2 separate regions of the Homo sapiens genome follow, and region 2 is linked to region 1. Evidence: chromatin loops called from intact Hi-C (ENCODE). Cell type or tissue: PC-3. All regions are shown on one strand. Each heading gives the region's core, and the rest is flanking DNA. Links, peaks and the distances in the headings are about the cores only. Region 1 has its middle 600 kb from the start of MIR4268. Region 2 overlaps LOC105373893 (a long non-coding RNA gene).

Region 1 (7,123 bases), core at 1,056-6,055:
TTGTCAGGCTATCCAGCAATGAGGAGAGAGTGCTTTGCATGAAGAAATGAATACAGCATAAGAGGCCTATTGAAGGTTCAAGTGGCAGGGTGGCTCACTGGAGTTACGCCTTCAATATGCAGAAGCTTGGTTTTCATCCCATAATAAATGTGATGAAGGCAGGTTTCATTGCTATTTATGGAAGCAGACTTAAAAAGAAGATGCCAAGTGATAGTCAAGGTAAAATGACCGATTTTCTTGCTTCATTAAGGGGATTTGAGAGACTGACCATTTCCCTCATCACAAATAGGATGAAATATGCAACCTTGCCAGTCTTGGAGGTATGCTGAGCAAATCTCTACGTGTGTTGTGCCAAAGGCAAGTTTTTGATCCAGCATTTTCTTCAGTATAGGAGAGAAGCCTCAGGGAAGAAAGTGTGTTATTTGTTTGTTGACTTGGGGGAAACTGGGAGTTTGGGAGGCCTGGTTTCTAATTCTAGATCTGCCACTCACTAGACAGCCAGAGACCCTGCATAAACCATTTAACTTCTCAGTGTGTCTGGGAAATAAAAGAAGCAAATTAGATGTTTTCTGATGTCCCTTACAGTTATGGACGTCTCTGATTCCAGTTATTATCTCTTCTAGCTAGCTAATTTATTGACAGTGAGATAAAAAATATAAAGAGGAAAAAATTCTTCCCTTCTAAATCAAGGAACAAATTCTGCAAAAAACTAAAATGAAGGTTTCTTCTAAACATAAGAGATCTGGGTTGCACTTTGATGGGAAAAGAAGCAGCATTTACTGAGATTCTGATAATATGCCACACTTTATATGCATGTTATTTAATTTGATCCCCCAATAACTCTACAAAGGACAGATGAGGAGACCCAAAAGTGCTATGTCACATGCCCATGGTGACACAGCCCACAGTGGGAGAAAAATGACACAGCCTATGAGGCTGTCCACCCAAATGAGCAAAATAGCCATGAAACAGAAGACTGATTCAATCAAAATTAGAGGAGGCATGGACAGCCACATTTGTAGCATGATTTGAGCAGCGTCCAGAGCCTTCCTTTGCTCTAAATACCCCTTAAGCTGTCAGAATGTTGCCCGGATTCCTTCCACTAAACTCCTTCCTTTGAGTTAATGAAGCCACCATCTCCAGAAAGCCCTGATTAAAATACAAATGTGTTACCTGGGAGGAATAAATTCATTAAGCCATTAGTAAAAATTAACAGTCTTTATAAAATTAACAGGCTGAATTTATCTGATTAGCCAGCTGTCATTCAGGAGAAAACAGATACCAAGGGGAGAACACCAAGTCAAAATTTCGCCTTCAAAGAAGAGATAGAGAAAGTCTGACACTGTGGCCATGGTTGCAAGGGGTCTGGCCATGCGTGTGCCCCAGTTAGGGTTCCTTGGCAGCTAGACAGCCACAGGGAGGGCAGGAACAGATGGAGAGTGAAGATGAGAACAAAGTCGAAGAAGGGACTCCAGTGGGGGAAATGCAGGAAGAGGGGAGCACCAAAACACATTTAATCGCTTGACTGTTTGCTAAAGACTACAGGTAGCTCTCAGGATTCAGGACTTCTACATACATCATTATAGTTATAGAATTTAAAAAATAATTTAGTTCAGTGACTTTCAGATTGGAAAACCGAAAACCACTCCCACATTCAAACCTTCAAAATAGAGGAGGCCTACTTTTATCTGTGTTCTCTACTGGGCTTCTGTGTAATATATTGTTTGGAGAAAGGATTCAGTTGCTAAGAAAGAAAAATATAGAGAAGTAAGAAAGGAAGGAAGGAAGGAAGGAAGGGAGGGAGGGAGGGAGGGAGGGAGGGAGGGAGGGGAGGGAAGGAAAGGAAGGGCTGGAGGGACGGAGGGAGGGAAAAAGGAAAAAAAATGGAAGAGGGAGAGGAGAAAACAGAAGTTTAGAAACTAGTGATCTAATCCAGGAATTGGCAAATCTTTTTTAGTAAAGGGCTGGACAGTAAATATTTTAGGATTTACAGCCATTAGTCTCTGTGGCAGTTTTGTGTAAATGAATGGCTATGGCTGTAAATAAAATTTATAAAACCAGGCAGTGGCTGACCCCTGATTCTAGACCAAGGACCTATCACCTTACAGCTAAAGGCAATGGCGCCCAAAATAGTTAACTGCACAAAGCTACTGAGTGGTTCTGTTAGATGGATACTCAGATCTTCTCCAGTGTATTTTTTTTCCTACAGAATCTCAATATAGACCTATTTGAACTTAAAATATTAGTTATACCTTGAAAAGAAGGTGCTCACAGATACTTGGAGATACAGGTCTGAGTTCAGGCTTTCACTCAAGAGTAAGGTCTATTTAGGTTAAAATTGTGGTCACTACCTAGAGGCAACAGTAGAAATTGTGGGCTTGGACAAAGTCACTGAGGAAGAGCAGGAAGCAAGCATGTGTTGAGGCATGCAGGGAATGCCAGGTTTGCAGTGTCTTCACAGAAAAGGAAGCCAGTTTACACACACACACACAGAGACACACACCTGCACACACACACACGCCTGCACACACAGAGAAAAATGATACGAGAATCTGGACAAGTCATAGCCCTGAGGTACTTCTTACATTCTTATGGTGGGAGTTGACATGAACTGTCTGTTTTATTTAGAAAACGAGCTGGTATGAACTCAGCAGCAGGGCTGGGGCTCCCACCAGGCCCCTGGCTGTGAGCTCCATCAACAATGTGAAGCCTTTCCCCATTCTATCACTTTTTATTTTATTAACTTATTGTTGAAGCCAGAATTCATATTTTTCACATCAAAGCTTGGTACAAAATGTCTCAAAATATCCTTCTAAATATCCGAGAATTACCACTTGGTTTTAGGTTACTTAATCTTCTCTCCATTCCAATGTCAAATAAGGAGATGAAGAGAGATTATTCATATTCAGTGATTTTCTAGAAAAGGATAGAATAGTGGATAAACGCAACTGAGGTGTGGCCATATGGTAAAAATATTCATGACCTAGTGAGTTCACATAATACAAATATACTTGTATTCACAATGTAATAAGTACCCTGCTTTTCTAGATGAAAGAATTATGTATTAGTTTTTGGAATTTTGTTAACATGATAATAATAACAACAGTAATGTTAGTAAAGGCTAACTAAGTGCAGATCTTGAGTCGGGTACCTCACATATGTGACCCCATTCAGCTTGCAGAATAGTGTTAGCACCAGCTGGAATGAAGAAGCTGAAGGTGAGCTGTATAAGAAACTTGCCCAAATTCATGTGGTTACAAAGCGGCTGGGCCAAGCAAGATTTGAACCAGTTACATTTCATTTTTGTAGCTGTTGTGTGAAAAATGATCGAAAAGTTCTACAAACAATTTTACCTGAAGCATATATTTCTTTTTATATATTGTCCTATATTAACCACCCTGATATTAAAAGAAGAGACCACATTTTAAAATTTATTTTTATCATTATCTCAGATTTGAATAGCTAGCTCTAACTTTAAAATCCATCCTCTCAATACTTTTAATTCAGTTTTTGCTCTTTCTATCAATATATATCTCTCCTCCTCTCCTTCTCTCCCTTGCTGTCTCCCTGCCTCTCTCTCCCTCTCTTGCTCTGTCTCTCCCTCTCACACACACACATGCAACCACACAAACACACTGTCTCTTTCTGTCTCTTTTACCTTCATTATCTCTTTGTCCTCGTGTGTATGAGTGTGTGGTGTGTCCCATAAAATAATCTTCACCTAGACAAATGCTGTAGCCTGCCCACTGATGATCTCAGCCCCACTCATTTCCTTGTTTACTCTGCAACCAGAATGATGTTTTCACAATGCTTCAAGGACTTCCCTTTGCTTTGAGCTTGGCTTTAACACAGCTTCCAGCCCTGCCCCTTCCTCCCTCCTTACACTCCTGGCCTCCCCTTTCCCCGACTGCCCCTTCTCTCTGTCCTCCAGTGACAGAGACCCACTTTCATTCCTCAAAGGACTCTCAGTCTCTTTGTCCACAAGGCCTTTTAAATGTGTTGTCCCTCACAGGGGAAGCTGTTCACACCTGCACTCTGACCCACCTGCTCTGTCCCATCCCAAACCTATTCACTCTTCAGATCTCCATCAAAACAGGCACCCTAGGGGCTGCACTCCCTCATTTCCAGGCTAGGGCATTCATCCCCATGATGCATCTCATAGCAAACAATAGCACTTCCATAATTAGAAATTACATATGGATTGGCTTGATTATTTGTTTCTGAGCCTCCCAGGAGACTTAAATTTCTACAAAGGCAAAGACCATGTTTGTTTTCCCTAATCTTGCATTTTATACGGGGTCTGACATAAAATAGGCAAAAACCATTTGTTAATTAAATAATTACAACTTAATTAAACTGCACCTCTACATTTTCAATACCACTGTTGAAACTTTCTTCCCCAAATTCTGAGCTAGTTATAAAATACATTTTAAATTGTATCCTCACGTCTTAATATCAGGGTGGTTAACATATTAAAATGAACAATTAGAAAGACAATGAAAAATGCCAGGTAAAATTGCCTTATGTGCTTCGATATCTTTTTTTTGTAGAAAAACAGCGAAAAGATGAAATTTAGCTGCTTGACATATTCCCAAGCTACTAGAGAAAAATATATATTGCCCAAGAGAATCAACTTTTTTTTCCTTGCATAGCCACTGGATGTTTCCTGGGAGAATTCAAACTACTGTGCACAAAAGCACTTTTTCATGGTGCATAGCCTCCCAGGTATACAGAAATTCACAAAGCAAAAGTCAGAGATCCATTAGAGAAACCGAGAGGAGAACTTCACCAACAAACAGCCTCAGGGCCTTGGCCCCATCATTCCCATTCCATCCTGTGTCCCTTGATATGGTTTGGCTATATCCCCACCCAAATCTCATCTTGAATTGTAGCTCCCATAATTCCCACATATTGTGGGAGGGACCCGATGGGAGATAACTGAATCATGGAAGCGGTTCCCTGCCTGCCCCCCCACATCCTGTTATTGTGATAGTGAATAGGTCTCACAAGATCTGATGGTTTTATAAGGTAATCCCTTTCACTTGGCTCTCATTCTCTCTCTTGTCTGCTGCCATATAAGATGTGCCTTTTGCCTTCTGCCATGATTGTGAGACCTCCCCAGCTATGTGCAACTGTGAGTTCATTAAACCTCTTTTTCTTTATAAATTACCCAGTCTCAGGTATGTCTTTACCAGCAGCACAAGAATGGACTAATACAGCCCTAGAATTAGGCTGGTCTAGAGTTTGGTTTTAAATATCTGCACCCACTGGAACTTTCTGCAGAGATCACTGGATGGAATTACTACTCAGCATGGCCCAAACTTGCAGCTTGACTTTACAAGTTTACACATCATGTCCCCATATGATTAATTTTAGTAACTGCCTTTTCTAAACACCTACACCTGAATTAAAATGCTAACGAGAAGGCACACTCAAATCATTCCCCAATGAACAGATGGGCCCCAGTGTTTCCAGCTATGGACTGTATGAAGCAACAGATTGTGCATCTTTTCACAAATCCTCAAATTAGAATTTTTATGGCATCACGAATTCAAAGATGAAGTCTGTTTTCCTGCAAAGGAGATTTTGTGCTGACCTGATGCCAGCCTCTAAGCCTCTTCCTCTGGCAGGGCACGTTGCAAATAAAAAGTGCTTTACCATGTATTCAATTAGCTATCGCTCACAACCATTCTGGCAGTTAAGATAACTGTTATTTATGTTTTATGATTCAGTTAACTTGCTCAAAACGTACTCTGAACAATTTCTTGGTGTCTGATTTCAGACCAGTTCAACTGGGCTAGACCCATCTGCAGCAATGTATTCTACATCGTCTTAGGAACACACCTGACTATCACGGTATTAACAGTGGGCTAGGCACCTGAATGCCCCTTGGCATTTGCAAGATATGCATGCAGAGGACTTCTGCTGCGACCTCCTGCTAATCCAATCAATTAGTAAGCAGGAGATGGAAGTCTGACGGCACTCATGCAGGTGTACCTGCTCTGGCAAAGGAGGAATCACATCCAACCCAGCAGAGAATGGGAAACTTGCTTAAAGGGCTGGAAACTTCAGTTTCAGGGAGTAACCTCTCTCTCATGGCATCACTCAAACACCCTTCTGCAGGCTTCTTAAGAGGCAACTGGAGAATCTAGAATACTCACCAATATATAAAATGTGCTATATTTATTCACTGGAATGGTATTCAGAAGTTAAAATCAAATAATTAAGTTGACATAAATCAACATGGATAAATTTCAAAAATAAATTGTTGAGTAAAATACAACTTGCAGACAACATACACAGTATGATGCGATTTGTGTACCAAAAAGCACATATGCACTTCATAGTAGAAAACCTTTCATTTTCTATGCACAGGCATACCTCAGCGATTTTGAAAATTTGGTTCCAGACCACCGCAATAAAGTAAATATCATAATAAAGTGAGTCATATAAAGTTTTTGGTTTCCCAGTGTGTATAAAAGTTATGGTTAAGCTATACTGGAGTCTATTAAGTATGCAATAGCATTATGTCTTAATAATGTATACACCTTAATTAAAGAATATTTTGTGGCTAAAAAATGCTAACAATCATCTGAGCCTTAAGGGGAACATAATGTTTTTGCTGTTGGAGGGTCTTGCCTTGATATTGATGGCTGCTGACTGATCAGAATGGTGGTTGGGTTGCTGAAGGCTGGGATGTCTGTGGCATTTTCTTATAATAAAATAAGACAACAGTGGAGTATGTCACATTTGTTGAGTCTTCCTTTCACAAAGATTTCTCTGTAGCATGTGATGCTGTCTGATAGCATTGAACCCACCATAGAACTTCTTTGGAAATGAGTCAATCCTCTCAAACCCTGCTGCTGCTTTATCCAATAAGTTTATGTAATATTCTAAAGTGTGTTGTCATTTCACCAGTGTTCACAGCATCTTCACCAGGAGTAGATTCCATCTCAATAAACCACTTCCTTTGCTCATCCATAAGAAACAACTTCTCCTCCATTAAAGTTTTATTATGAGATTGCAGCGATTCAGTTACCTCCTCTGGGTCCACTTCTAACTCTAGTTCTCTTCCTACTTCCACCACATTGGCTATGACTTCAAAGTCATCCACGAGGGTTGG
Region 2 (7,123 bases), core at 799-5,798, 310 kb after region 1:
CAGACTTATAACATCTCAGGTAGCAAACAAAGAAACATATGTCCATACAAAAAATTCCATGGAAAAATTCTCATTGACTTGGTGTGAGTCTCAAATCCATCCCTGGGCTGATCACTACAACCAAGGGGATGGGGCACTAAGATTAATCTGGTCCCCACCACATGACCACTTCTATGTGCTATGCTTAATGCAGTTGTCTACACCATCAAAATCCAATAAAATAGTGTGATATGGTTTGGCTGTGTCCCCACCCAAATCTCATCTTGAATCATAGCTCCCATAATCCCCATGTATCATGGGAGGGACCCAGTGGGAGGTAATTGGATCATGGGGTGGGTTTTTCCTGTGCTGTTCTCATGATAGTGATAAGTGTCATGATATCTGATGGTTTTATAAAGAACAGCTCCCCTGCACATGCTCTCTTGCCTGCCACCATGTAAGACATGCCTTTGCTCCTCCTTCACCTTCCACCATGATTGTGAGGCCTCCCCAGCCAGGTGTAACTGTGACTCAATTAAACCTTTTTTTCTTTATAAATTACACAATCTTGGTATTTCTTCACTGCAGTATGAAAAGGGACTAATACCTGATGGAAGGGAATCTTCTCCACCCACACACGCCTATTCAAAGAAGAAGTAATACTATCAGAATAAGGGTTGCATGAAGAAATTCAGAGAAAACCTATACATATATATATAATCTACAAATCACAGTCAAAACAGTTCATCCTGGCTTTCCAATTCATGCTTCCCAATGGAAAATCAAGGAGTAAAAAACTAATGCACGTGCCTTGACCTGCCCTGCATTTTATAAGATTTATTTTCTTCATTCTCCAATAAAGAAAATCCAAGATACAATCTAACCAGGCTTCTGTTGAAAACTGAGAGTCGCTAAATTTTTATAAATCTATGTGACTTAAATTATTCCTTAGTCTACAACTCTATGTAAATGCCATTTGTGGATGCATAGGGAAAACTAACTCCGAATTTACCAATTAAGAAGCATATTTTTCTTAGAAAATGCAGGTGAGTCCTTATAATTAGGGGAGTATTATTATTCCCTAATACATTAAATCAAACCAAGCCAGCAGCAAAGCTGGGAGGTTAGGAGGACAGAGGAGTGAGAAAGCAGTTTGCTTTCTCTGATGGCATTCTTCAAAGTTGCCCTTTAAAACACTTTTAAAACTAATAAATTAGTTGAAAGACTACAATGAAAATAAAAGAGTTGAAGCAAAGCCCTAACATGCAGAAAGAAAGTAATCAAAAGGTAGCACCAAACTTACATGCTGCTTTTCCAGGGAACTAAAAGCTCAAGGCCCTTGTCCCAGGCCTGGCCTCAGGCCTCACCTCCTGCCTTTATCAGAAGATGTTTATTCCCCTGAACTAAGCTATTTGTGCCAGAAAAGTGAAATGAAGCATTAAGATCATTATTTAGATACTGAAGGCAGAACACACACCGAAAAGAAAATCAAGGAAAATTCCTGTTCACTTGAATTAACTGAGATGAGCATTTATTTTTCGTTTAAGTTGACCCTGTAATTTTTGCTACTTCTTTCCTCATGAAATATGTGGAGATAACACCTCAAGGGCTAGTCCGTTTACAGCAAGAAAGAACTCAGCACGGCTGAGATGCCCTATGTCATTCACCCATGCAGGTCATACAATTGATTCTCTTGCGGAGACCGGCCATATGGATTGATTTAACAGCATTTCACCACTGCCTAAAGACAGGCTTTAGTTATCCTGTATAAATTACTTAACTCTCCACCACAAAAAGGAAAAAAATGTTTTCTTGCACAGCAGTTGCAATTAATGTTCAACATGTTTATGGAGTTTAATAATATACAGCCCAGCACCAAGCTCCGTATGCAACACCATTATCCTGAGAGAGAGACTTAGGTGGTGTCATCAGCATACAAGACACGGATGATTGATTCATCAATAACTGGGCCTGGCCTTATTACAGCAAACAAATTAGACACCATGGAATATATTGCCATATAGACAGGACTTCCTTCTCTTCAAATATGTCATAATTGATAATGGTGACCTTTCAGCAACACTGAAAAACAGTTTGCAATTAACAGGCTTTCTCTTCTTTTAGTGTCTGCACCCGTAAGTGGGTATTCAGAGCTTGGCCCGGCTTGGTGGAGTGGAAGAAGGCCTAGACAACAGTTTCCCAGGGAAGAGTTTGCTAGGAAGGTCAGTCACTTCTTTATCTTTCTCATATTTCATTCTGAATTAATGCAAAAAGGAGAGCAGTGAGTCAGCCAACAAATATTTATGAAGTCACCTCTGTGTGCCTGGGACTGTTCTAGGCACCAAGGACAGAGCAGAAAACAAGAGAGAAGGACACCTCCCCCCACAGGAGTGCAGAATGACAATTATATAAATCCGTTCTCACATTGCTATAAAGAACTACCTGAGACTGGGTAATTTATGAAGAAAAGAGGCTTAATCGACTCACAGTTCCACAGGCTTTACAGGAAGTATTGCTGTAAGCCCTCAGAAAACTTATAGTCATGGCAGAAGGATGAAGGGGAAGCAAGCACGTCTTCACATGTCAGCAGGAGAAAGACAGAGTGAAGAGGGGAGTGCTACACACTTTTAAACCATCAGATTTTGTGAGAATTCACTCACTATCATGAGAACAGCAAGGGCGAAATCCACCCCCATGATCCAATCACCTCCCACCAAGGTCCCTGCCCCTAACATTGGGAATTACAATTCAACAAGAGATTTGGGTGGGGACACAGAGCCAAACCATATCAGCAATAAACATGTAAAAAAAATACAAATAAAAATATTAAGTTCTGATAAGTGGTATGCTGAAGATAAAATAAAGCACCTTGAATCCATGTATTTTTAAATGTCATGTAGGGATTTTAACAATAAGAAATATTTTATGTGCTCAGCATCCCCATGATTAAATAATCATCAATGTAAACAAGATTCTATTACTTTTATACTTTCTCTTCGCCAAACTTTAAAAATATAAGCAGCAATTCTGAATACAGATGTGTATTGTTCATGATTCAATAATTTTAAACATTTTCAATGTTTTAAAACAATTATTGTGGCATTTGTATAGCCAAGATTAGACAAAAATAGATGGATACCCCAATGCTTAAGAAATTATTTTATATTTTTTAAAAGCTTGCTATGCTAGTCATAATGTTCAAAAAATTGTGCTAAGCCACATTAGAATCACAAGAATAATGTACTACATTTGTGTAAGTTGAACCATTCATGGAACATGAGGTCTGTGTAACATTTTTTCCCTATAAAATTTTTTATCTCTTGCAGTATGATGTAGGTTATGTCTATACAAAGAAGTTGAAATTCATATTTAAGGCAATTGTCCAAATAATAGAACTCCATAAAAACGAATCTTTTAAGCTGAAATACTGTCACAGGATCCTTGGGAGTGTCACTTTTCCACCTCAAAACCTCTGTGACAGGTGGTGCCTTTGCATGCGTTTTGCTCAGGCCCACTGGGCTTGTTCTGCCCACTCAGTCCAGCAGGCTGTGCTCAGCTCCTGCTACCGGCCCAGATCCCACATCTGCCATGGGCAAGCCAGGTGTAGAGTAGTGAAGGATGTGTGAGTGAGCACAGGGTCTGGACTTGGGTATCTCTACCCTCTTGGGGGCCCCAGGAAGCCCCCTGCCCCCACAAGCTTGAAAGTGCCTGATTCCACTCTCCGGCCTCTCCCTGCTCCTGGTGCCCTCTCTGGAGAGGATCAAAGATGTGGCCGAGCTTGGCCCAGCTTGGTGGAGTGGAAGAAGGCCTAGACAACAGTTTCCCAGGGAAGTGTTTGCTAGGAAGGTCAGTCACTTCTTTATCTTTCTCATATTTCATTCTGAATTAATGCAAACAGGAAAGCAGTGAGTCAGCCAACAAATATTTATGAAACCACCTAGTGCCAGGCATTCTGGCTGTGGCAGGGTGGTCAGCTCCAGGTGCTGGCATAGGCGCCAGATCTTTGTGAGGCTGTGGTTGGATCATGTATACTGCAAGTGGCTTCCACTGCAGGCACCAGGGAACATGGTGGCACCCAGAAGCCTGGAGACACCAGAAGCCATAGATCCCCAAAGAGGGTGTCATAGCCCCAGCTCAGGGAGCTCCTAGGTCTGGGGCTGCAGCTCTTCTTTCCCTCTCTCTTCGAGACTTCTCATCACCTGCAACATGGTGAGCAAGGGGCATGTTTCAGCCCTGTTTGCATTACAGCTCTTTCAGTCCCACCATTCAGCAGATCCTGAGTTCTTGTCCCTCATCCAGGAAGAATGAGGTATGCAGACAACTGGAGGGTGAGCAAGGCAGAGAAGAGCTTCATTGAGCAACAGAACAGCATTCAGGAGACCAGAAGTGGGTAGCTCCTTTCCACAGGCAGGTCATCCCAATGAGTGTCCAGTTCTCAGCAGAGAGGACACCCACAGTGGGTAGCTCCTTTCCACAGGCAAGTTGTCCCAAAGAGTCGAGGAGACCCAAAGTGGGTAGCTCCTGCCTGCGGCTGATAGTGCCCACGTCTGTTCCAGTCTGGCTAAGTCTGGGGTTTTTATGGACTCAGAAGGCAGGAAGTGCATGCTGATTGGTCCATGGGTGGGCCCAAAAATAGCACCGTAAGTTTTCACTTCCAGCCGCAGACTTCAACCAGAACTGGCAGCGCAGCCCCCAGGCTTATGGTGGGGTTTCACCAGGGACTCACCCCTTTCCACGCAGGAAACTCTCTGCCTCCTGCCATCAACATTCCATCCATAGCGCCCAGGCTGTTCTTGCCGACAGGTACCTACAGACATGCCCTGAGCCACTCTCAGTCCCCATTTGGGCTCCCTCCTGTGCTTGTCAGTGCCCAAAGTCTGGAGGGTACCAAGGCACCAGGGGGCTGAGGTGTCAGCACCACCCTGAGCACATGCACACCCAGCTGGATTGCAATAGCACCCAGGCTCGGCCACATCTTTGCTCCTCTCCAGAGAGGGCACCAGGAGCAGGGAGAGGCCAGGGAGCGGGATCAGGCACTTTCAAGCCTGTGGGGGCAAGGGGCTTCCTGGGGCCCCCAAGAGGGTAGAGATACCCAAGTCCAGAGCCATTGCTGGGTGACTGCATCTGTGCCCGGGAGCATGGGGCTCTCACCCCATCAACTCGGTTGAGGGTGGGGCTCCCACCTGTTCCCAGCTCCTGCCAGCTCCATGGAGTGCACGGCCCTGGCTGCGCCTCCCCCACTGCAGTTGGCATCCCTGCAGTGGCTGCTCCAGGCAGGGTACTGCCACTATCAATACCTAAATAATTGAGATAAGTCCTTCTCACATAAAGTCTCTACAATCTTCCTTCAATGTTTTGCCCTAATTTGTAGACATCACATGGCCCATTTATACATGGAGAATCTTCTAACCATGCCTTGCAGTTCTCAGCCTCTAAGTGACGATGGTAAACTTGGACAGTTGGGTTGGTTATGAAACTTGTCTCTGTCATAGGTGATTTCTCTGTTCTTTGTCCCACAACAATGCCAGTTCTCACACCTGTGAATCCTAATGTCCTTCTCGTGTGGGGAATGAGAAGATATGTGCACTTGTAGTGGCTAATATTCCTGGGTGCGTTCGTGATATTCACGGAGATGTGATCTGCAAGTCCCCATCATCTTATCTGGATGTCACAGACAAAAACACTGTCATGAATACCTGCACTAAGTAAATACTGATTGAAGGAAGAAATGATTACACATGCCACTTTAGGTAGCTTTCCTTCCTATCTCTCTTATTTTCAGAATGAGGGGACCCCAATGAGTCCACCTGTTTGCCCTCAGACCCTTCACCACCCTTCCACTGCTCAGTTCTACATCACAGGGAACTGCTTGCCACAGGCTGCATTAGTCAGCCTAGCTGACTTCCAGGCTGGTTTCCACCAATAGGAGCAATGAGCAGGAGAATGTACAGCAGACAGCAGGGAGAACCATGGCATTTCTCTATCCGTCTCTCTTGCTTGGGCATCATCTTTCACAGTGGAGGTTCCAGCTGTCTGCAGTTAGACCCTCCTTGGTTCCAGCTTCCACTAAGCAGCCTCAGCCCTGTAGCTCTGGCAACTCTACCTCCTCCCAAGGTTGGTTGAATTTCCTGCTGTTGCTTCTTCCTGATTTGCCTCATTGTTCCATGTTTGGCTTCTCATCTCTTCCATTATTTGTGCAATTAAAGTCTTGGTATTAAATTCCTCTATTTTCAATATTGAGTGGTTTCTGCTTTTTCTTTTGGTTGTACACTAATTGATATGAAGGGTTTGCAGTAATTCAGTTTATTTTTTCTTGAGCATTTACCATATGCCAAGCATCATGTTATCCACTGGTGAGATGCATAAGACATCATATCTACTTCTGAGGTGGTCTGAATCTAGTAAAGAGATCATTTCAAGATGAGTTCTTGAAACCATGACAAAAAGACCATGGCTAGGGGCTCTATAAACACTGAGACTAGCCCATTAGCTGAATCTGGTGGTCATGGAAGGCTTCTAAGGGAAGACTATGGTTGAGCTGAACTTTTTGGGCTGAGAGTTAACCAGAAGAAAGGATACTGGAAGGGCTTTTCAAATAGAGGAAGCAGCATGAGTAACTGCACCAAAGTATCAAATTGAATGCCTTGTGTTTCCTGGGTTGGTGTCCAGGTGGGGAATGATGGGGCAGACAAAGGCAGGAAACAGGGCAGTACTACTAGACCACAGAGCATGAGGCCAGAGGAGAAGAAAGGGGGTCAGGAATATAAGCGGGTAATGGGCTTGAACTCTCTTCAGTGTGCAATTAGGAGTAAATAATGATTTTTTTAAATTATACTTTAAGTTCTGAGATACATGTACAGAATGTGCAGGTTTGTTACATAGGTATACACGTTCCACGATGGTTTGCTGCACCCATCAACCTGTCATCTACATTAGGTATTTCCCCTAATGCTGTCCCTCCCCTAGCCCTGCAGCCCCCAACAGGCCCCAGTGTGTGATATTCCCCTCCCTCTGTCCATGTGATCTCATTGTTCAACTCCCACTTATGAGTGAGAACACGCAGTGTTTGGTTTTCTGTTCCTGTGTTAGTTTGCTGAGAATGATGGCTTCCAGCTTCATCCATGTCCCTGCAAAGGACATGAAC

The links. Peaks named below come from ENCODE experiments on the same cell type or tissue, not always from the same donor. Only the 100,000 strongest peaks of a DNase experiment are listed, where the experiment ranks them.
Region 2: it touches region 1 in a loop (3.0-fold over the local background); 1 of 110 quality-filtered maps calls a loop at or near these places.

What each region holds. Positions count from the first base shown.
Region 1 is chr2:220,502,012-220,509,134 of GRCh38, reverse strand. No RefSeq gene overlaps it. Among named protein-coding and RNA genes, the nearest start is that of MIR4268, 600 kb to the right of the region's middle. In PC-3, for the core only: no CTCF peak of the experiment used is centred there; a DNase peak (open chromatin) is centred at 3,774; H3K27ac peaks cover 2,115 bases.
Region 2 is chr2:220,189,995-220,197,117 of GRCh38, reverse strand. All of the region lies in intron 2 of LOC105373893 (a long non-coding RNA gene), which reads right to left. Among named protein-coding and RNA genes, the nearest start is that of MIR4268, 290 kb to the right of the region's middle. In PC-3, for the core only: a CTCF peak has its summit at 3,531; a DNase peak (open chromatin) is centred at 3,897; H3K27ac peaks cover 2,533 bases.